2 separate regions of the Mus musculus genome follow, and region 1 is linked to region 2. A link is a loop called in an ENCODE intact Hi-C map of the cell type or tissue named here. Cell type or tissue: gastrocnemius. All regions are shown on one strand. Each heading gives the region's core, and the rest is flanking DNA. Links, peaks and the distances in the headings are about the cores only. Region 1 overlaps Stat5b (signal transducer and activator of transcription 5B). Region 2 overlaps Stat3 (signal transducer and activator of transcription 3).

What was found. Peaks named below come from ENCODE experiments on the same cell type or tissue, not always from the same donor. Only the 100,000 strongest peaks of a DNase experiment are listed, where the experiment ranks them.
Region 1: it touches region 2 in a loop (2.2-fold over the local background); 2 of 42 quality-filtered maps call a loop at or near these places.

What each region holds. Positions count from the first base shown.
Region 1 is chr11:100,828,541-100,839,232 of GRCm38, reverse strand. All of the region lies in intron 1 of Stat5b (signal transducer and activator of transcription 5B), which reads left to right. Among named protein-coding and RNA genes, the nearest start is that of Stat5b, 17 kb to the left of the region's middle. In gastrocnemius, for the core only: CTCF peaks have their summits at 1,757 (motif pointing left) and 5,595 (motif pointing left); no DNase peak of the experiment used is centred there; H3K4me3 peaks cover 1,978 bases; H3K27ac peaks cover 4,365 bases.
Region 2 is chr11:100,884,415-100,895,106 of GRCm38, reverse strand. Stat3 (signal transducer and activator of transcription 3) reads left to right here. Exons shown (of 24, transcript NM_213659.3): 16 at 1-43; 17 at 271-406; 18 at 891-943; 19 at 1,122-1,216; 20 at 1,303-1,442; 21 at 1,821-2,033; 22 at 5,179-5,221; 23 at 5,517-5,629; 24 at 6,347-8,301. The coding sequence ends at 6,402. It overlaps Stat5a (signal transducer and activator of transcription 5A), which reads right to left. Exons shown (of 20, transcript NM_011488.3): 20 at 9,938-10,692. Among named protein-coding and RNA genes, the nearest start is that of Stat5a, 30 kb to the right of the region's middle. In gastrocnemius, for the core only: no CTCF peak of the experiment used is centred there; DNase peaks (open chromatin) are centred at 1,481 and 4,426; H3K4me3 peaks cover 346 bases; H3K27ac peaks cover 3,678 bases.

The DNA of each region.
Region 1 (10,692 bases), core at 1,321-9,320, 56 kb after region 2:
CTCCCAAGTGCTGGGATTAAAGGCGTGCGCCACCACGCCCGGCGCATGAAGACATTTTTTTAACTCCTGAAGAATTACAGAAGAGAACTAAAGATAAGTTCCAAGGTGATGTTGCTGGAGGATTCTGGGGCACAGCTGTCTCAGGCTTATCACCCATGGAGCGACCACAGCGACAACTGTATGAAAATACCTTTGAGCCTAGCACATCTATTTATTTCACCTAAAGTAACTAGACGTCTGCCTTACCTTGGGTTGGGCTTTATAATTTACCATAATGGAATTTGAGATACTGGAATTTTGCTTTAACCCAATTTGGGCAACAATAAAATAAATATAGCATTCATTTCTTTTAGTGCTTTATATATTAAATCCATGATAATTAAAATGCATGAAAACAAATATTTTTATGTTAAAGGCTCAGATTACTTTTTATTTTGTTTGTTTTTGAGATGGGAATCTCACTATAGAGCCCTGATTGGCCTGAAATTTGCTATGTAGACCAGGCTGGCCTCCAACTCACAGAGATCCACCTGTTTCTGCCTCTTGCTCGTGTTTAAAGAAAAAAAAAACAAAAACAGAGGCACTGTTATTGACTTGGGGGGTGTTTTTATTACCTCTTACTCTTCTGTCTTTAAAAATACACCTTTCTCATTTAAATCAAAATTACATTTTCTTGTGGGGTATCCCGAGGACACACACCTTTAATCCCTGTACCCAGAGGCAGAGGCAGGTCTCTGTGAGTTTGAGTCCAGTCTGGTCTACATAGTGAGTTTTAGGCCAGTGAGGGCTACACAGCTAGACAGTGTTTGAGAAAATAAAATATATTAAATGATGTGCTTTCTTCATGTTCAGCTCATTTATTATTGCTATTTCTGTTGGGCTCTTGATTTATCAGTAGGATCCTCTGATAACCAGTTAGAATCATTTCTTTATTTCCCCTTAGGTATTGGAATCACTTTCACCAGACCATGGGATGTTTTAAACATCCATACAAATTTGGGACTTCAAACTTGACATAACATAATACCAGCAAGCTTCAGAATATATTTTTAAATTAATACAAAAATTCTTTGCTGCTCTCTTCATTTAGAACTAACTACTTAACTGTATCCTGGTATTTATTTGACTTTTTGAACTTAAATAACAAGTTTTTCCCAAGTCTGCATATTTTAAGGCTATTTCCAAAAAAGGAGTTCAAATGTACATAAGACTCAAGAGACAATTAAAAAACAAATACAAAAACAAGCAAACGGCCGGGCGTGGTGGCGCACGCCTTTAATCCCAGCACTCGGGAGGCAGAGGCAGGTGGATTTCTGAGTTCGAGGCCAGCCTGGTCTACAAAGTGAGTTCCAGGACAGCCAGGGCTATACAGAGAAACCCTGTCTTGAAAAACCAAAAAAAAAAAAAAAAAAAAAAAAAAGCAAACAAAACCCAATTTGGAGGTAGTGCACAGTGTAGCACATGCATTTAATCCAAGCACACAGGAGGCAAGGGCAGGCAGCAACTGTGTGTCCAAGTCTAGCCTGGACTACACATAACAAGCTTCAGACCAGCTAAGGCAACATAGTGAGTGAGACCATGTCTCAAACAGAAGATGTGAGAGGAGGTAGGGGGAGTTGGTGCTGAAGAGATGGCTCAGTGGTTAAGAGCACTGGCTGCTCTTCCAAAGGACCCAGGTTGGATTCCCAGCACCCACGTGACAGCTCACAAACCGGTCAAATTCCATGGGACCCAGCACCATCTTCTGGCCTCTGTGGGTACTGCAAGCACAGAATGTGCAGCTATACATTGCCAGCAAAACACCCACACAGGTGTTTGACATTTAACACACATATATATAATTTCTAAAAATAAAGCACCTAATTTGGGAAGCTAATTCTAAAATTTTTTCTTTATAATTCCTAGTCTAGTTTTTTTATCACTTCATTGTTATAGACATACAAGTGTGTTTACATTGCTTCTGAAGCGAGTAAAGAAACTTATCCCTAAATCTTTTAATTGTGTTATCAGGCAAAGTACAACTTAGAACCAAGTAAATGTTTGTGACCAGTGAATGACTGAGCCCTGTGATCAATCACATTTGCTTTTTAAGGTCAAGGTAGATGAGAAGTTGACCCATTAAACTATATAACCCAAAGGTTTCAACTGTTTGAGAACCAGGGAGGGGTTTGTAGACTCAGGGTAGGATCTAACAGGGGCAGCTAACAGAGCTCAAGGACCACAAGAAACGGGCAGTGTCCAGACGTGTGCTGAAAACAGACCTCCGTTTGGTGTTCGTCGGGGTCTCAGGAGAGACGTCTGTCCCTGGAGCCGCCCATTGGTGTACGGCATTTTAAAGATATGTTTTCCATGGTGTATCTCAACCACAGAGGTATCTAAGCCAGAGTAAATGGCACAATAAATAATAATTAATATGTGTTCAGGTTGTTTCCAGTTTGGCAGTGGGATGAGCATTGTGGATGAGACTCAGTGTAAGTCCATTTTTTCCCCACCCCCGTCAGACTATTCTCTTTATTGAAAGTTCTAGAATGGAGTTGCTGAGTCGTTTGCATAAACAGTGACCAACGTTTCCAAGAACTCTCCCAGTCCATTTGCCCCCCCCCCCCCCATTAATGGATGCATGCTGAGGGGTTTCCATAAGCAAGCATCAAAGCCTCTGCAGTAGAGGCAAGTTTTTGGTTTCAGGCAAGGCTGGCCCTCGCTTTCCAGAGCCTATTGTCTTCCTTCAATGTTGCTTTCCTGTCTGTATTGATCATCTAATGAAATTATCCCCAGTGCCCCCCCCCTTTTTTAAATCTTATATATTATGTGATTTTCTTCCATTTTTGTTTTTGCCATTTAACTTTGTATAAAATGCTAAAATTTTATGCAGTCTGGTTTAATTCCTTCTAGTCTGGTTATGAAGACATAATTATTAAAATATCCCTTCCAAGAGATTATAAAATGTTATATTTGCATTACAAATATTTGGGGGAGGGCTAATAAGATGGCAAGCAGCTGAATACCCCCCCAACACATAAACATAATTAGAAATAATGTAATTTTTCAATTACTATATAAGAAATGAGAGGAGGGCTGGAGAGATGGCTCAGAGGTTAAGAACACTGACTGCTCTTCCTAAGGTCCTGAGTTCAAATCCCAGCAACCACGTGGTGGCTCACAACCATCTGTAATGAAATCTGATGCCCTCTTCTGCTGTGTCTGAAGACAGCTATAGTGTACTCACATATAATAATAAATAAATCTTTAAAAAAAGAAAAGAAATGAGAGGAAATTAGCACTGTTTTTTCTTAATGATAATAACTAATATGTATATATATATATATATATAGTATATATAAGCATAATTATAGAGACAGGGTCTTACTATAAAGCTGTGGCTGGCCTGTAACTCACTTGTAGACCAGGCTAGCCTTGAGCCCATAGAGATCCTCCTGCCTCTATTTCTCAAGTGCTGGGATTGACACTATGTCTGTCCCACCACACCCAGCCCAATAATTAATATTTTGAGACTCACTGTGTGCCAGGTGCTTTGCAAATATGTTACATGGGCTGACACTTTTGACCTATAGTTGTTTCAAAATATTTGACAATTAGCTCAAAAAAAAATCCTATCATTTTTCCTACCCTTTCTGGTGTGCCAGTACATTTTCATCATATACCAAGGCTTTCTACATGTTCAGATCCCCTCCCTAGACCAGCATGTCTCCGAGTGTGTCAAAATTACTAGACAGTCTATTTGGATTGTTACATTCTTTTCAGAGAACAGTGTGGATAAGAGTGGCACATTCTCTTTGAAGTATGCATTAGAGTAGGTTGTTTTTTTCTTTGAGACAATGTAGCCCTGGCTGCCTGGACCTCTCTAGGTAGATCAGACTGGCCTTAAACTCACAGATTCACCTGCCTCCATCTTCTGAGTGCTGTGAACTAAAGGTGTGCGCCACCATGCCCAAGACTGGAATAGATTTTTTTTTAAGTGTCAAAATGACTTTACATTCCTTGAACTGATGCTGGACACTTCTTCTTTACTAGATAAATTAATTGCTAGGCTGGGCATGGTGATGCACACCTGTAATCCCAGCACTCGGGAGGCTGAGGCAGGAATTTGAATTTGAGACCAAGCTAAATAGCAAGACTCTTATCTCAAAAAAGTTGAAAAAAAAAAGTTTTGCTGGAACCGTAGACACATTTCCATAGAGACTACGTCACAAAACAGTAATTTTTAAAAATAGTATCTGCACTTTGAACTCAAACAATGTCATTTCATTCTATCGTCTCGGTAAATACAGGAAAAGGTCTCCAGAACAGCTCTGAAGGTTTTCTCCCAAGTGAAAGAAACAGACTGAAGTTTCAGTGTTATGGGTGGCTGAGCTCTGGGTGCGCCAGAAACCTTCAAGCACTGGGTGCATAGGAATATAAAATATTTATGTTCTAAAGTAGCCTATCCTGCTAGAGATTGAACAATATGATTATATCCGTAGGAGTGTAATTGTTTAGTAGTCATCACCTTAAACAGTAAGACAACAAAACCAGGTTCAGTTTAGTTCTAAGCTGGTCATGGGAGTGCATGCCTGTAATCCTAGCACTCCAGAGGCTGAGGCAGGAGGATCACCGCCAGTTTGAAGCCAGCCAAAGACTAGCTAGTCTTGAACAGAGTGACACGTTGTCTCAAAAAGACAAAAACCAATAACAAAAACCACCTGACATTAGCATGTAACCCAAAATATAAAAGTGTCAGCAAGTAATCAATATGAAAATTATCGTGAGGAATTTTTGTACTTAGCTCAGAAATCAGAAATTGGTATACACTTTATCCATTTTAATTTTAAATTTTAAGCTGTTTAGAATTCATAAAACCTTTTTTTTTTTTTTTTTTGCTTTTCAAGACAGGTTTGTCTGTGTCGCCCTGGCTGTCCTGGAACTGGCTCTGTAGACCAGGCTGGCCTTGAATTCAGAGATCCACCTGCCTCTCTTCCCCAAGTGCTGGGGTTACAGGCACACATCATCTTGTCTGGCAAGATGTCATAAAACTTTTCTTCTGGGTAAAGTAGATCCACATTTTCACTCAGTTTGTTCCCAAAAGCTGCAGTGAGCATGAGGTTTTTCGTTTGCTGTAGGGGGAATGGGAAGTTGTTGACACAGGGTCTCACGTAGTCTAGGTTGGCCTGGAACCCCCTATGTGGCCATAGGGATTAATTCATTCTGATTTTCCTACCTTTTGAGTGCTGGATTACATACATGGCTTCCTAAGTTAATTAAAATAAAATTTAAAAGTCCGTTCCTCAGTTTCAAGTGCTCGGCTTGTAGCATATGCGGCTTGTAGTGGACAAGGCGGTCGTAACCCTGGTACAGAAGTACATCAGTGACCCTTTACCCGAGGATCCACTTTGCTGAGATTTCTGTTCCCCACAATTAACTACTGTAGTCTGAAAATAATACATAGAAAGTTCCAGAGGGAAAAAAAATCCACGTGTTTGAGTTACACACTGTTCTCAGGACCATGAACTCTCACACTGTCCCGTGTGTCTCACCTGGTCCTGACTCACCCTTCCGTCCGGAGGACTTAGGACAGCATGCCACCTGCTGGCTAGTCACTGTTAGCTAGTCTTCATCCTCACATCGAGCCTGGAGAGGTTTCAAAACTTGCATTCAGCAACTCATTCCCAGCAGCTTCATGTGTACCGCAGTGGCTACACCAGTCACCCCATCTCATCCATGGGTGACCTAGAGGAGGTGAGCACAGGGCAGTGAGCAACTCAAAGAGTCATTCAACTTTCATAGCTGTTAGGATTACTCCAAGCTGGCTAGTTTTCATTTCTAGTGCTGTGATAGAACACCTTGGGGAGGAAGGGTTTATTTCAACTTAAAGTTCTACATCACAGTCCATCACTGAGGGAAATCGGGCCAGGGACTCAAGGCAGGAACCAGGAGGCAAGAACTGAAGCAGAAGCCATGGAAAAACAGTGCACACCACACGGTCTGCTTGGCCTGCTTTCGTATACAACCCTGGACCACCCGCCCAGGGGTTGCACCACTTGCAGTGGGCAGGGCCCTCCCATATCAAACTCTAATTAAGAGAATGCCCTACAGGCTCGTCTACATGCTAATTTTTATTTTATGTATATAAGTATGTACTTGGGGGTTTCTCTGTGTAGCCCTGGCTGTCCTCAAACTCGCTTTGTAGACCAAACTGAGAGATCCATTTGCTTCTGCCTCCAGAGGGCTGGGATTAAAGTCGTGCGCCACCACACTCAGCTTGCCTACAGGCTAATCTTACGGAAGTAACTTGAGCTTCTGTCCGTTTGACAATAAACTAGCCAGGGCAATTGGTCATTTCTTATTGTGGCTAATATATAACTTTAATGTAGCCATCAGAGTGCATGTATTGAGTAAACACCCAAGAGCTATATGCATTCTAGGATTTGGTCCCATCTGAGATTTTCAGCATCCACTGGAGTCTTGGAATGCATCTCCAGAGGATAAGGGACTGCCAACTGTAAAATAGGATACAGATTGTCTCCTGGAGCCACTGCCATCTAAGGGACACTGATTCCCACCCCAAGACACACAGACACCCCCACTGCACTCTGTTTTGGAAGCTGTTGTCCCATTGCATGGTGGACGTCCTGTGCCCGTCCTCCAAGCTCCCGCTGCCCACCTCCTTCTGTATGTGTGTGTAGGTGAGCGCGCTCACCAGCGCACCTCTGTGTGTGTGTGTGTGTGTGTGTATTTGTGTGTCTATCCTCACTGCTCTCCAACTCAGCACTTTTGAGATAGTGTCACAGAACTTGGAGCTCACCAATTTTGCTAGACTGGCTGGCCAGCTAGCCCCGGCGATCTTCCTGTCTTTGCCTTTCCAGGGCAGGGATTGATTACAGGAGCGTTCCTCCTGTCTGGCTTTCATGCGACTGCTGGGGATTGAACTCAGATCCTGGTGTCTGCACAGTGTTTCTCAACTCTGGGCCCCTCCCCTTTTAGGAGCAGAGAGGCTCAGTTAGGGTTGGGCGGGGGGAACACGCTGCTGTGGGGGATTCCTTTTATTATTACCAGTAGTCCTGTCAAGAAGTTCTAGTATCTTTTCCTCCAGAAGCAAAACTTGTGGGTGGGATGGTACACATCTCTCATCCCAGTTCCGGGAGACAGACCATCTGAGTTTGCTCCCCAGAACCCACGTGGTGGAAGGAGCAAAACCTAGTCCTAAAATTAACCACTGCCCTCCACACGTGTGCCATGGGACACAGGCACCCCTCCCCCAAAGATTTTTAAATTGTAATTTAAAATGTAAAAGAAAATAAAACCCTAAAGTATAAAGGCTAACTGGGGCTTTGTCGGTTTGTGAGCGACGAGGGTTCATCAGGCAGTCCCCTAGAAATCTTCCTTCTGTTTCTAATGTGTCAGTGGGGAAGTGTTGCGTGTTCCAAAGCGCATATGTGCACATGAATTTTAGAATGTTGCTCCACCTGCAAGGAGCCTGGGCAGGGGGCAGGAGGACCCAGGGAATGGGTGGTTTCACCGCAGCTTTTGAATGGTGTATCCACCAGAGCTGTCTCCAGTCATCCACGAGTCTTCCCACTCTGAGACTAAACGGCCATTCTGTTTCAGATGGGCCGAGTTATCAAATGACTGTTAGGCAGCTGGGAGGTTTGCTATTTTTGTTTGGTTACAGGATGTGTATGCGTACGTTGTTTTGGTTTGCTTTCTTGCTTGTCTTTGTGAAACTGAGTTTGCTGAGAAAAACAAAACCGTGCTGATGTTTTGAACTCGGACTCCGTTCACAAGGCACCTAAAGCTGATGATGCCCAAGGGCTGGCGAGATAACTCAGCAGGTAAGAGGCACTTGCTGATGGAGCGTGCAGGCCTGAGCTTCATCCCCCGAGAGAACCAACTCCCACAAAGTTGTCCTCTGAGCTCCACATGTGTGCTGCATGCCCTCTCACACACATCATGAGCATACATAGTCATGGAAATAATAATGCTATAGAAGTCGGTGTTTGAAACTTGAGATCTAGTTTCAAGTGAAGAATTGCTTCTCTCCAGAGATTTTTTTTTCCCCTTAGTTGATTTAGTTTGGGGAGCTACTATGGGGAAGGTTGTGATTTTCAGCCAGGCTCTAAGAGAGCTGCTGTCTCCAAGCAAGTATGAAGACCTGACCAGAGCTTCAGGGCCCACTGCAGAGCCACAGGCATGCAGGTGGTGCTAAGCCCTGCCTTCTCCATCCCTCAGCCAACCTTCTCTTTGGAACATCTTTTTTTTTGTTGTTTTGCTTTAGAGATAGGGGTCTCAGCGTGCAAGTTCACCTTGAACCTGGGAGCTTTTATGATTGCCCTGCCTCTGCCTCCCAAGTCCTGGGGTTATAGGCATGGTGTCCCTAATTTGGACCTACTTTGTTGATCCTAACAATCTTTTGAGATGCTTGGTACTAAAAGAATCCTCTGAAGAAATGGATAGAACGTCTGTGTCACTTTGAATGTGGCCTCATACCTAAGCCAAATTTGTCAGTCATTAAAATGTCAAATCAAGCACTCATCAGTTTTTACTGCAGAGTGAACTTTAAGCTGCTGCTTATTTTAGTGCAGTGCCGAAGTCAGTTCATTGTAATGTTGAAAATCTCTTGATGCCATTTAGTAAGCATCATTTATTCCTCCATATAAAATGAGGGGTGGGGCTGGAGAGATGACCCAGCTGGTGAAGCTCCTGCTCCCAACCTTGTCACCCTGAGTCCAATCGCCAGAACCTGCATGGTAAAAAAGGACAAAGGACAAATGTCTTCCTCAGGCTGTCACCCAACCTCCCCATGGGAACATGGACATTGGCACGTGCCCTCCCTACAACGTAACAAAATAATAATGAGGGATTATTTTCCTAAATGGGGAAAACACCTCCCAAATATATAATCAGGACATAATTTAGAATCTCAAATCATTTCCTTAAAGGTGAAAATTTAAGAGCCTACACTTTTTTTTTTTTGCTTTAAAGTTTATTATGTTGATTCTGCAACAATGCTGGATTAAGAAACAAGCGGTCATTTTTAAATGTTTCACTCATTTTTTATTATATGCATTTTTGCATTTTTGTTACCTGTTACATTTGTTGTGTCAGTAGGGATTGATCTACATTTTATCCCCTGGGAAGAAGAGCCCACCTGCCTCCTGTCCTGCCCCCTCTGTGTGTGGGTCCTTGAGTCTTATGGAATTTTACTCCGTGCTTGGCAGAGATTAATCTGCAGATCCTCTTTGAAAGAGGATTTGGCTTGGCTTTGTCAAGTTTCCCCGCAAGTAAAACTGCACCGCTGAGAAGAGCTGGACTGGTTCTACGCCGTGCTGCTGTCCCTGCCTGACCCCGACTTGTTTGGCACATAAAGTTGATCGGCTTTTGCCAGCGGTGGACAGATGTCCTGACTTGATCAGAAATCGCTTGCACACGTTTGCAGCCTCCCCAAAGTCAGTAATCCCTGTTGACGGGATTATTTTTTGACAAGAGTTTCAGAACTCTTTTTCAAACCCTGGTTTGGATACACAACTTCCGAGCATTTCATATAAGATACTAGAGTCCAAGTTTGGGGAATGTATGTCTGCTGTGGTCATCACTGTGTGTTGGGATCTCTGTAACCGAGCCTGCCAGGTAATGGGAGCCCAGTAAATGTGTTGTGCTTTTATAAGAGGTTTGCTCCAGTTCTGTCTATTAATGGCAAGCAGACATTCATCTCTGAATATCGCCATTGATTGACAGTGGAACACCTGGATTCCATTGATCCCCTTCAGCCTCAGCTTGGCTGGTATAGCCAGAGAGCATCAACCCTCAGGGAGACATGCCCTTGTCTAGAAACTTAAGAGACAGGAAAGCACTTGGCTTCCTTTGGATTTCAGTGTTAAAGATGGGAGGAGTGTCTGCTAGATAAAACTGTTCCCTTGTTTTAAAAACTGCAACACCACATAGTGAAACATGCTATTAAATACTTTGTTTTTGGCAAGCACAGGGAGTCTGTGCTCTGTACTGAGTATGAAACCCAAGGCCTCACAGATGCCAGGCTGGCTGTCACCAAGCTTCTACATCTCCAGCCCTGACTTCAACCATTTTCAAGTGTACAGTTCAGTGGCACTAAGGACACACACGTTGTGCAATCTCTGTCATCCAAAACAAAAATTGTTCGTTAAAGAATAACTCTCCCTTTGCCCCTCACCCCAGCCACCACCCGTCTCCCTCCTGTGTGCATGATCTGGACTCTTCCGTGTACCTCACGTAAGTGGACTCACGCAGTAATTGTCCCTGCGTCCCTGCCAGCCTCTCTCTTCCTCCCTCCTCGGAGATCTGGCAGCCCTCTCCTCCCTTGTAATCTTGTTCCTGCTTTGTGCCCGGGCCTCGGCAGAGATGCATGCACAGTAAGGATCCAGAGACAAGTTAATGCTACAGTTTGTGGCAGGCATACCACTAGGGGGGTATTAAACCTTTGAAGCTGTGATGCCTAATCAGGATGTCTGCTGGCTTATCTCCTCCAAGTCTTGCTGATAAAGCCTGCACCAACAGTAATATTGAAGATTAGCCTTTCTCCATGTTTCATAAAACAAATTGTTCTTCTTTAAACTTGATTATGGGCTTGAAAATTACTGGTACATTGATGTAATTGCTTATACAGATATTTAGCATTCTGCACACAAGGGGCCTCTGTGACAGAAGAGGCTTTGATGGCGGCCC
Region 2 (10,692 bases), core at 838-8,837:
GGCATCAATCCTGTGGTATAACATGCTGACCAATAACCCCAAGGTGAGTTTCCCACCCCCAACCCTCTCTGAAATCCCTGAACCTTGCTGCTTCTCCACCCCCGGTGCAGGCTGTCAGTGTCACTCTCTCATCCAAGTGGGTGCAGGCTGTCAGTGTCACTCTCTCATCCAAGTGGGTGCAGGCTGTCAGTGTCACTCTCTCATCCAAGTGGGTGCAGGCTGTCAGTGTCACTCTCTCATCCAAGTGAACAAATGTGTTCTTTTCAATAGAACGTGAACTTCTTCACTAAGCCGCCAATTGGAACCTGGGACCAAGTGGCCGAGGTGCTCAGCTGGCAGTTCTCGTCCACCACCAAGCGGGGGCTGAGCATCGAGCAGCTGACAACGCTGGCTGAGAAGCTCCTAGGTTGACAGCTTCAGACATGTCTGGCCTGGGGGGTGGTCATTCAGTCGGGGTCCCCATGTCAGCCTAGGGCAAGGCACCATGCCAGGACCAGGTTGCTAAGTGTGTTTGAAGAGCATGTTTCTTTCTTTAAAAAGCCAAAGACAATAGTTTTAAATTTTTTCTCCCCTTTAAAAAAATATCTGGACTGAAAGTAACTTTGACCTGTGCTCCTACAAAAAAAAAAAAAAAAAGGCTCCTGACCCCAGCTGCCAGCTTTGTCACTGTGTGTTGCCAGTTCTCAGACCACACAAGGCAAGGACAAGCAGGGGTCCAACAGGACATCTGTGCTGGCCTAATCTAGGGACAGCTGTTGGGCTTGGGTGTGTGTGGGCATGTGTGGCACACACCCTGTAAGTACATGTACAAATGCATGGCCTTTTTGTAAATTCTGCTTAAGAAATAGCTTTGGCCAAGGCTGAAATCCGGTTGTTGTTTTCTCTTCCAGGGCCTGGTGTGAACTACTCAGGGTGTCAGATCACATGGGCTAAATTCTGCAAAGTAAGTGATCCTGTTGATTCCCTCAGTTAGGAGGTAGGTGTGGGGTGCCCAGGACCCCTTTCTCCAGCAGCTGTCAGGAGCTGCCTGAGGATAGAGGAACCTGAGGGTGTAAGAAGGCTCTGGCAGGAAAGAGCTGGGGTGAGTGGTGGTGGACTTGCTTTCCCATTCTTTTCTCCAGGAAAACATGGCTGGCAAGGGCTTCTCCTTCTGGGTCTGGCTAGACAATATCATCGACCTTGTGAAAAAGTATATCTTGGCCCTTTGGAATGAAGGGTAAGGTTAAACTCTGCAGTAAGGCTGCCCTGTGTAACGAGTCACCTACTCCCAGCAAGCCCGTGACTGGTTGTCCTTGGCTGCAGGTACATCATGGGTTTCATCAGCAAGGAGCGGGAGCGGGCCATCCTAAGCACAAAGCCCCCGGGCACCTTCCTACTGCGCTTCAGCGAGAGCAGCAAAGAAGGAGGGGTCACTTTCACTTGGGTGGAAAAGGACATCAGTGGTAAGAACGCTTGCCTCCTGTATCACTTGCTCCACCTGCTGGCCACTGGCAGCACCCGGCTACTTCATGTTCTGGGTACTACTGCCCCCTGAAGGGCAGAGAGGGCCTGTGCCTCCTGAAGAGGTGGCCTGCCAGTTTGTCCTGTTCACTCATTTGGCTAACATTTGTGTAGAAAAGTGTGATTGAAATCTTACTTCTGTACTCCCTTTCCTGCCTACCCCGTTAATACATTTGCGGCAGGTGTTTTTGCCTATGAGCCAGCTGGATCTCTACAAGCCCGCCTGGATATTGCCTCAGTTCCAAGTCACTGGGCAGGGCATTCAGAGTCTCCAGCACTCACTCCACTGGCATAATCTCTCCTTCCATGGTCCGTGACAGGCAAGACCCAGATCCAGTCTGTAGAGCCATACACCAAGCAGCAGCTGAACAACATGTCATTTGCTGAAATCATCATGGGCTATAAGATCATGGATGCGACCAACATCCTGGTGTCTCCACTTGTCTACCTCTACCCCGACATTCCCAAGGAGGAGGCATTTGGAAAGTACTGTAGGCCCGAGAGCCAGGAGCACCCCGAAGCCGACCCAGGTAGTTGTTGACTTTCCATGGCTTTGCCTTCCTTCCTAGTGAGAAAGTACGCATCCTTGGAGAGACAAGGACATGGCTGAGTATCTTGTGGGAGCAGGGCTTGGTGATTCCTTCTTTTGGGAAAGAGTGGTTTATTGGGTTCCTTGACAGGGTGACTAACTCAGGATTCAAGAGGAGGACAGAATCAGCCCTCAGGGAGCTTGGAAGTCTGAAGATGAAAATAGTATCTCTCCCTCTTCCTCTCTTCTCCCTTTCCATCTCCCCCTCCCTCCCACCCCGCCACTTTAAAACACTAGAAAGAGAAATGAAGGCAGGTCTCTCTGGTGCTTCTCCAGTCAGTGGGTTCCAGAAGACCCGAGACAGATTTGAGTCCAGCATGCTTTGCTGTCCTGAGTGAGCAGTGCCAGGAGTCTGAAGAAAGGCTTTCTGGGGCAGTGGCTGTTGGCAGCCTGGGGCAGAGCTGACATCAAGCTGGAGGTGTTGATGTTCCAGAGATGATGACTGGAGGGAATGTGGACTTGGCATTTAGAAACAAGATGCATCTACTCTGTGGGAGTGCGTGTGGCTGTAAATCAGCATTTCTCAGCCTTTCACGGAGCGCTTAAGACTATAGGAAAACAGAGATTTCCATTATGATTCATAACTGTAGCAAAATTACAGCTATGAAGTAGTAAGAAAAAGTAATGTATGGTTGGGGTCACCACAACATGAGGAGCTGTATTAAAGGGTCATAGCATTCAGAAGGTTGAGAACTGCTGGTATAAATTATATGAAAAATAGAAATTATGTTGTGTTAAGTCTGTAGTGTCTGGGGCGGTCCCAGTGTAAAGAGTCAGAGGTGTCTGGTCTGAAGCCATTTCAAACTTGTTGCATTGACGCTTGCCTCTGTCCTTATGCTGGTGAGGAGTCTGGTTTTCTAAGACTGTTGTTGATCATTGCACATGCTGAGCTCCGAGGTGCCCTGTGTGAGCCGGCCTCCTTGCTCTGAGGTGCCCTGTGTGAGCCGGCCTCCTTGCTCTGAGGTGCCCTGTGTGAGCCGGCCTCCTTGCTCTGAGGTGCCCTGTGTGAGCCGGCCTCCTTGCTCTGAGGTGCCTTGTGTGAGCCGGCCTCCTTGCTCTGGTGTTTTTTCACCAACCGCTTCTGTTCACATAGCACCTGCACACAGCTTCCCCGGCTCTGCCCACCATTCTTGGAGGAGTCGCTTGTTGACGGTTACTTTCCTTTCCCTTTGTTCTGCTGTTGAGTTCTCTTCATTCTGTGGAGGAGTTCAGCTCTCACTTCCTGTCTGTCCCTTATCTCTGCTTCCACCTTGCCTTCAGTTGGAAGATCTGTTTATCAGTCCCTCTCACACTGGTCTTTGTTCTTTTCACAGAGGACTTTGAAGTCCGAGCACTGATCCTTTTGACTAATTTTGCTTTCAAGATCCAGGCCCCTGGTCAGGCATCCACCTCCATCACCATTCCTGTGTAGGCTGCCCAGAGACATTCCTCAGGGGCAAGGCCTGGGCATGAGAAAGGAGCCCACTGCCTGATGGGCTTGCCTGTGAGCCTAGGGAGAGTGCACTGGGGGCTCCGGAGCCCGATGATGGAAGGGTAGGGGGTTCAGATGATCCCCTTAGGGAGGTGAGCCTGTATGTCCCTGTCCTCTGCCCCTGCTACAGGAGTATTGCAGTAGAGACCTCCCCGGAGCCTCGTCCTGGGTCTTCCTTGTCTGTCAGGAGGCTGTAATATACCCTGTGCTCCTCTGGAGGGATTTTGAGCAAGTTCACCAGGCAGCAACAGGATGTTCCTTCTCTCTTCCATCTCCAGTCTGTGTCCCGCACTCCTACCTCGGGCCGGGTCAAAGAATATTTCTCTCTTGACCACTGGAGAATGAAAGTCTTCTCTTCTCCGCTCTAACTTATTGTGTATGCATGTGTGTTGGGGGTGGTCCTTGTTGGAGGACCTTGAGGGTGTCAGCTCTCTCCTTCTACCATGTAGCCCCTGAGGACAGAGCTCAGGCTTGGTGACAGATGACTTAAGCACTAAGCCATCTCCCTGATCCCCTCTGTCTCTTTAAGGTGACAGTTCTCACTCTAGAGACCTTTTCTAGAACTGTAGGCAGCACAGTTGCCTCAATAATTCCTTTGCTTCTGTGCTGAGTTAACCTGTTTCTTGGCCACAAATGAGCTTGCATATTCATCTAAGAGCACTTTCTAATGGCTTCTCCCAGGGGTTTGTCTTGCTGGATGCTTGTAAGCCCCAGTGTTCTGTCTGTGCTTTTCTTAGCCTACCCACACAGCCCCAGGCCCGCTGCGAGCATCATTAACTGAACCCCCAGGGCTTCATGCCAGTGTCCCCAGGGCTTCCAGATTTCTTGGCCTAACATTTCAGTCCTCACATTTCCAACATAAACGGCAGAGATGGAAGACAGCCAGTCCTGTCTCTTTCTCTGTCCCACACATGAAAGAGATGGCGCCTTGGCCAGGTTTCCTGGCTGTTGCACATGTTCTCGGACCTGGTGTCCTGTCTCCCAGTGGCTGGGGTATGTTTTCCTGATTGGAAGTGGCTTTGGAGCCTCCAGCACGTAAGCATTTAGTCCTGTTGGTGTCTGGGCTGGTCACCAAACAGGGAAGTCAATTCACAAGTGTGACCAGGTCACAGGAGAAGCCTAACGCTACACAAAGATGGTTGGTCGCTCAGGCAGGGTGGGGAAGGATGCACAAGAGTTGGCGGTAGGCCGGGCAGTGGTGGTGCACACCTTTAATCCCAGCACTTGGGAAGCAGAGGCAGGCGGATTTCTGAGTTCAAGCCCAGCCTGGTCTACAGAGTAAGTTCCAGGACAGCCAGGGCTACACAGAGAAACCCTGTCTCAAAAAAACAAAAAACAAAAACAAAAGAGTTGACGGTAGGCTGGGTAGAGGTGGGGCAGGTGTCTCTGCAGAAGTCTTTGCAGCTCAGGAAATTCTATGGAAGAGATAGAACTTCAAACTGCAAGACTGGATGGCAAGCAGCATGTGATGAGGGAGGACAGCCCTAAGAGCTGGACTGCGGTGTCTGGGCAGTTTCTGTAAGGTTGGCTCACGCCGTCTGGGAGAGGCAGGAGGATTCCTCTTGCATGTTCTCAAAGCAAGTCACAATCTGTTAAAGCCCGGGTTTCCTCTCTGCAGGTGCTGCCCCGTACCTGAAGACCAAGTTCATCTGTGTGACACCGTAAGTGGCCGCCCTTCCCAGTTTCGCATTCATTTCTAGTGTCCTAGTGTGCTCAGTTGTCCCCAGGAATAGGGAGGACATGGGGTGAGAGTTACCGTGAAGGGCTGGTAGCTGCTGGGCTTGTTTAGTGCTCAGAGTGACCTTGTGTGTTTAAAAAGCTTGAGTTTTTATTTTTTCTGTTGGAGACCAGAGTTTGATGGCTTGTGTGTGTGTGTTTGTTCTTTTTTTTTTTCCCCCTCCATTGTGTCTTGTCAACCTGGCCCTTCCCACTCCTGCCGTCCCCCCTTTCCTACAGAACGACCTGCAGCAATACCATTGACCTGCCGATGTCCCCCCGCACTTTAGATTCATTGATGCAGTTTGGAAATAACGGTGAAGGTGCTGAGCCCTCAGCAGGAGGGCAGTTTGGTGAGTGTTTGGAGGGTCAGGCCCCATTGATGCTTGCCTGTACAGAGCCAGGGCCTGCCATCCACACTGGTAGAAATCGGCTCTAGAGCTGGGTGTGGTGGCCCAAGCCTGAGGCAGAATGATCCCTCCCTGTGAGTTCTGAGGCCAGCCTGGTCTATAAAGTGAGTCCAGGATAGCCGGGGCTCTATTACACAGAGAAACCCAGTCTTGAAAAAACAAAACAAAACAAAAAATGGCTCTAGGGCCATGTTCTGCTGTGGAAATGATACTCACACACATGCAGTTTCCCAGTAGCCACAGTAAAAGCAGTAAGAGACTTTGACAGCTTGGGTAAGCAGCAGCGGCACTTCAGCATCTGAGAAATCATGGAGCTGTCCTCCCCTGTCCCGCCTCCTCTACTGAGTCTTTGAAATGGAGTGGCTTTGATGCCTTTGATTTAGGCTAGTCTCAGGTGGCAGTGTGTGGCTAAGGCTACCACACCCAGGGCAGCCTCAGACCCCTGAAAGAGAGAGTGAGGGCTGAGGTGGAGACTGTGCTCTTCTGGGAGGGCAAGGCCCTCCTGTGAGGGGCAGGAAGTCTGGCTTTTCTGACCTTGTCCATGTCTGAAGGAACAGGAGACTGGTGGTTCCTGAGCCCTGTCCTCGTACAGAGGGATGAGGGTTTGTGAGTCGGCTTTAGTCAGGTGGCTGAACTGACACTCTCTGTGTGTCTCTGCAGAGTCGCTCACGTTTGACATGGATCTGACCTCGGAGTGTGCTACCTCCCCCATGTGAGGAGCTGAAACCAGAAGCTGCAGAGACGTGACTTGAGACACCTGCCCCGTGCTCCACCCCTAAGCAGCCGAACCCCATATCGTCTGAAACTCCTAACTTTGTGGTTCCAGATTTTTTTTTTTAATTTCCTACTTCTGCTATCTTTGGGCAATCTGGGCACTTTTTAAAATAGAGAAATGAGTGAGTGTGGGTGATAAACTGTTATGTAAAGAGGAGAGCACCTCTGAGTCTGGGGATGGGGCTGAGAGCAGAAGGGAGCAAGGGGAACACCTCCTGTCCTGCCCGCCTGCCCTCCTTTTTCAGCAGCTCGGGGTTGGTTGTTAGACAAGTGCCTCCTGGTGCCCATGGCATCCTGTTGCCCCACTCTGTGAGCTGATACCCCAGGCTGGGAACTCCTGGCTCTGCACTTTCAACCTTGCTAATATCCACATAGAAGCTAGGACTAAGCCCAGAGGTTCCTCTTTAAATTAAAAAAAAAAAAAATAAGAATTAAAGGGCAAAACACACTGACACAGCATAGCCTTTCCATATCAAGGAATACTCAGTTAACAGCCTCTCCAGCGCTGTCTTCAGGCTGATCATCTATATAAACCCTGGAATGGTTGCAGATCAAATCTGTAAAAGAGATCCGAGAGCTGTGGCTTGGCCTCTGGTTCAAACACAAAGGCTAGAGAGAACCTAGATATCCCTGGGTTTTGTTTACCCAGTATGCTTGTCGGTTGGAGGTGTGAGGTAGGCCAAGGGCACTGGAAAGCCTTTGTCATCACCCTACTCCCTCCCCAACCCAGACTCCAGACCCTGTTTCAGGGTCAGCCTGCCCTGTGGGTGCCTTACTGGGCCTAGGGTCAACCTGCCTTCCTTTCCCACTTGACCTTGCTGGTAGTATGTCCCCTTCCCATGTCCAAAGGCCCTCTGTCCTGCTTCTATTGGGAATCCCTGCCTCAGGACCTTGTGTCGAGAGGGATTGCCTTACAGGTTTGAACCTGCCTCAGACTACAGGCCCTCAGCAAAGCTCAGGGAGTATGGTCCTTATTCTATGCGCTTGGTTCCCAGGGATATCTGTAACCACAGGGCAAAAGCTGACATATACTCCAGGTCTGCCCTCATATGAGTGGTGTATTCTTGGCCTCCCCTGAGACTGGCAACTGTCTGCTCCCCATTGGGTCTCCCAGGTGAGGTGGAACACAGTTCCTGCACCTACTGTGGCCTCCATGTCGCTTGCTTGCTTCGCTCACTCAGCTTACTGGAACACTGAGTGTTCAAGGCAAGCCTTTCCTGACAGAGGCATGGCTAGATTCAGTGACTCAAAGCCACCTCATTCAGCTGATCAGTGTCTGTGGAATTGTTTCCTTCCAGTTAACCAGTGTCTGAATTAAGGGCAGTGAGGACATTGTCTCCAAGACGAACTGCTTGCCTTGACCACCCCAGCCTTCTGCTTCGAGACAGTTACTGCTCTCCCACCCCATCAATGTTCTTTAGTTATACAATAAGCTGAACTTATAAACTGAAAGGGTATTTAGGAAGGCAAGGCTTGGGCATTTTTATGGCTTTCAATCCTGGGGACCCAGGAACAAGGTGAGGGCTTCTCTGGGGCTGGTGTTGTACCTCAGGGGCTCTGGGAAGTCTGTGTGCCTGGGTTAACCACCCATAGTGAGCCCCTGGAACTGCCCACTTTCCCTCTCCTTGGCCCCACTTGGCCCCAGCCTCACCCAGCCTGCAGACTGCTTAGCCTTTCAGTGCAGTGGCTTGTGTTCTGGCCACTGCACTCAGATTCCAATGTAAACTTTCTAGTGTAAAAATTTATATTATTGTGGGTTGTTTTTTGTTGTTGTTTGTTTTTGTATATTGCTGTAACTACTTTAACTTCCAGAAATAAAGATTATATAGGAACTGTCTGGCAGTGGGGGCTGGCTGGCTGGCGGGACCACCTTTGCCTAGGTTGTGCTTGGAAGAGGCAGAGCCGGGCTAGGAGCACATGATAAGAGGGGATAGAGCAGCCCAGCTCGGTTGAAGTTCTGTTTGCTTCTCATTCCCAGGGTGATGCAGGCCCCCCACCTTACATCAGCTACCGTCCTCCAGAAGAGGTGACCCAGGAGCCAGAGGTCATAGTCCAGTGGCAGGACAGTGTCAGAGTGGCCTCCTCCCTCTGCCCTCCCAAAGCTGCTGTGTTTGTTCTGGAGTCAGATAAGCTCCCTAATGGAGGGCGGGAGGGCTGGGGTGTAGACCAAGGCCTCTCCTTCCACAGTTGGCCCATTATCACCTTCTTTACAGTGGGGACAACTTGCAGCCACTTCCCTGGCTGGTGGCTACAGGGCCCCTGGGCAGTCAGCAACGATAATTGAGGAAAAGGCCACAGACAAGGCGCCTGCTCACAGCACCCCCCACCTACTCCTCTCCCTGCTCAGTACCTTGGAGCCCAGCCCTGCACTGGGTGCCTCGGTGAGAGATACCAGTGCCGCCTCTGCAGAGATGGAAGCAGGGATCAGTGTTCTTAGCACGACTGAGGCAGGGCCAGACCCTGCTTCCAATCCCCAGCCACCCTGCCTGGGACAGGCTGTGAACTGAGCTCCTTCCCCCAAACATGATTGGAACTCTGAGGTAACCTGTCTTACAGTTCCTCATGCCCCAACCCTCAATCCTCAGTAGTGTGCCCCCCCCCTTTTTAAAAAGATGTATATGAGTACACTGGAGCTGTACAGATGGTTGTGAGCCTTCATGTGGTTGTTGGGAGTTGAATTTGAGGACCTCGGCTGGCTCCAGCCCAAAGAATTATTACTATACACAAGTACACTGTAGCTGTCCTCAGATGCGCCAGAAGAAGGTGTCAGATCTTGTTACAGGTGGTTGTGAGCCACCATGTGGTTGCTGAGATTTGAACTCATGACCTTGGAAGAGCAGTCAGTGCTCTTACCTGCTCACTCCAGCCCAGGAGTGTGCTCTTTAAGTCCAAGGCTCCAACCCTGAGTCCTGGACTAATTGTACCTGGGTGCCAGAGGTCCAGCTAGGGCAAGGCAGGCCTCTCTGTCCTGACTAGTTTCCTTTGCTTTCTCAGTCTATGGCAGCAGTTGGCTGATGTCACCTGCTAGGCTCTGGGAAGAGGCCAGGGGATGAAGGGCTGTTGTCCAGGCTCTCTAATGCCCTTGGCCACAGGAAGGTTGACAGGCACTCTGGCCCTGGCCCCTGTGATTGCTTAGGGGGCTGCTGGGGAGGGGTAGCCTGGACTATAGCTTTGCTTTCATTCTTGCACCTTCTTTCCCCAAGCCCTTAAACCCCTGCTTTCCTGGGCATGTAGCCCCTAACACACACACATTTTCCTGGGCATGTAGCCCCTAACAAATACACACATACACCACACACACACACACACAGAGAGAGAGAGAGTGTTTAGCTTTCTGACACTGCTTTAGGGCAGCAGCACCCTTAAGATCACAGCAGAGGGAGCAGAGATAACTCCAAGCTAAAATTGGGAACAAAACTTCAACTTTAGTGAAAAGCCCATCCATCACACAGCCCAGTAAACCAGGAAGCAGACTGGTAGATTTGCAAAAACCAAACCAACAAAAACTTTATTCAAAAACACTGTTTACATAAATGTTGAGTTCTATGTACAAAATATAAAAAGCATCCCTCTGCTTCCTTCAGAGAGGTTGGAAGCCAGGACTCCTAGTCGGCTCCTCCTGGCTGCTCTGTCACAGCCTCCAGGGAAGAGCTGCTGAAGCGATTTCTGAGACCACAACCCATGGTGGGACAGTGCAGGGCCCGTTCTAGGTCTTGCCGCCCAGCAGAGTGGAGCAGACTGAGCGCTCCCCACCCCCTTCCTTCAGACAGTGTGTACAGGTTTTGTGTGCTACAGGTTTTTCGCCCCAGGTTTCCTCCTCCCAGACCCCCAGTATTCCCCTCCTTTCTGATATAATAAGCAAGGTTGCAAACAGGAAAGGAAGAAAGGATGAGGCCACGTGTGGTCATGCATGCCTGTAATCCTAGCACTCTAGAAACAGGTAGGAGGATCATTCATGGATAGTCTGGGATATATGGAGAGACCTTGTCTCAAAAAAGCAAAGCAAAAACATAAAAAAAAAAAAAAAAGCAAGAAGGATGAATCCATCTGGAAGGGTGAGGATATCGAATGGAGAAAAGGGATGGTGGGAACGTGGACAAGGCCGTTAGACTTGAATCTCACGTCCATCCACCCTGGCGCAAGAACTGACACTCGGCTGTGGCAGCCCTCTGCTGTGTTGAAGGGAACAGCTTAAGCACACCGAGCAATCACAAAGTCTGCAGCCCGTATGT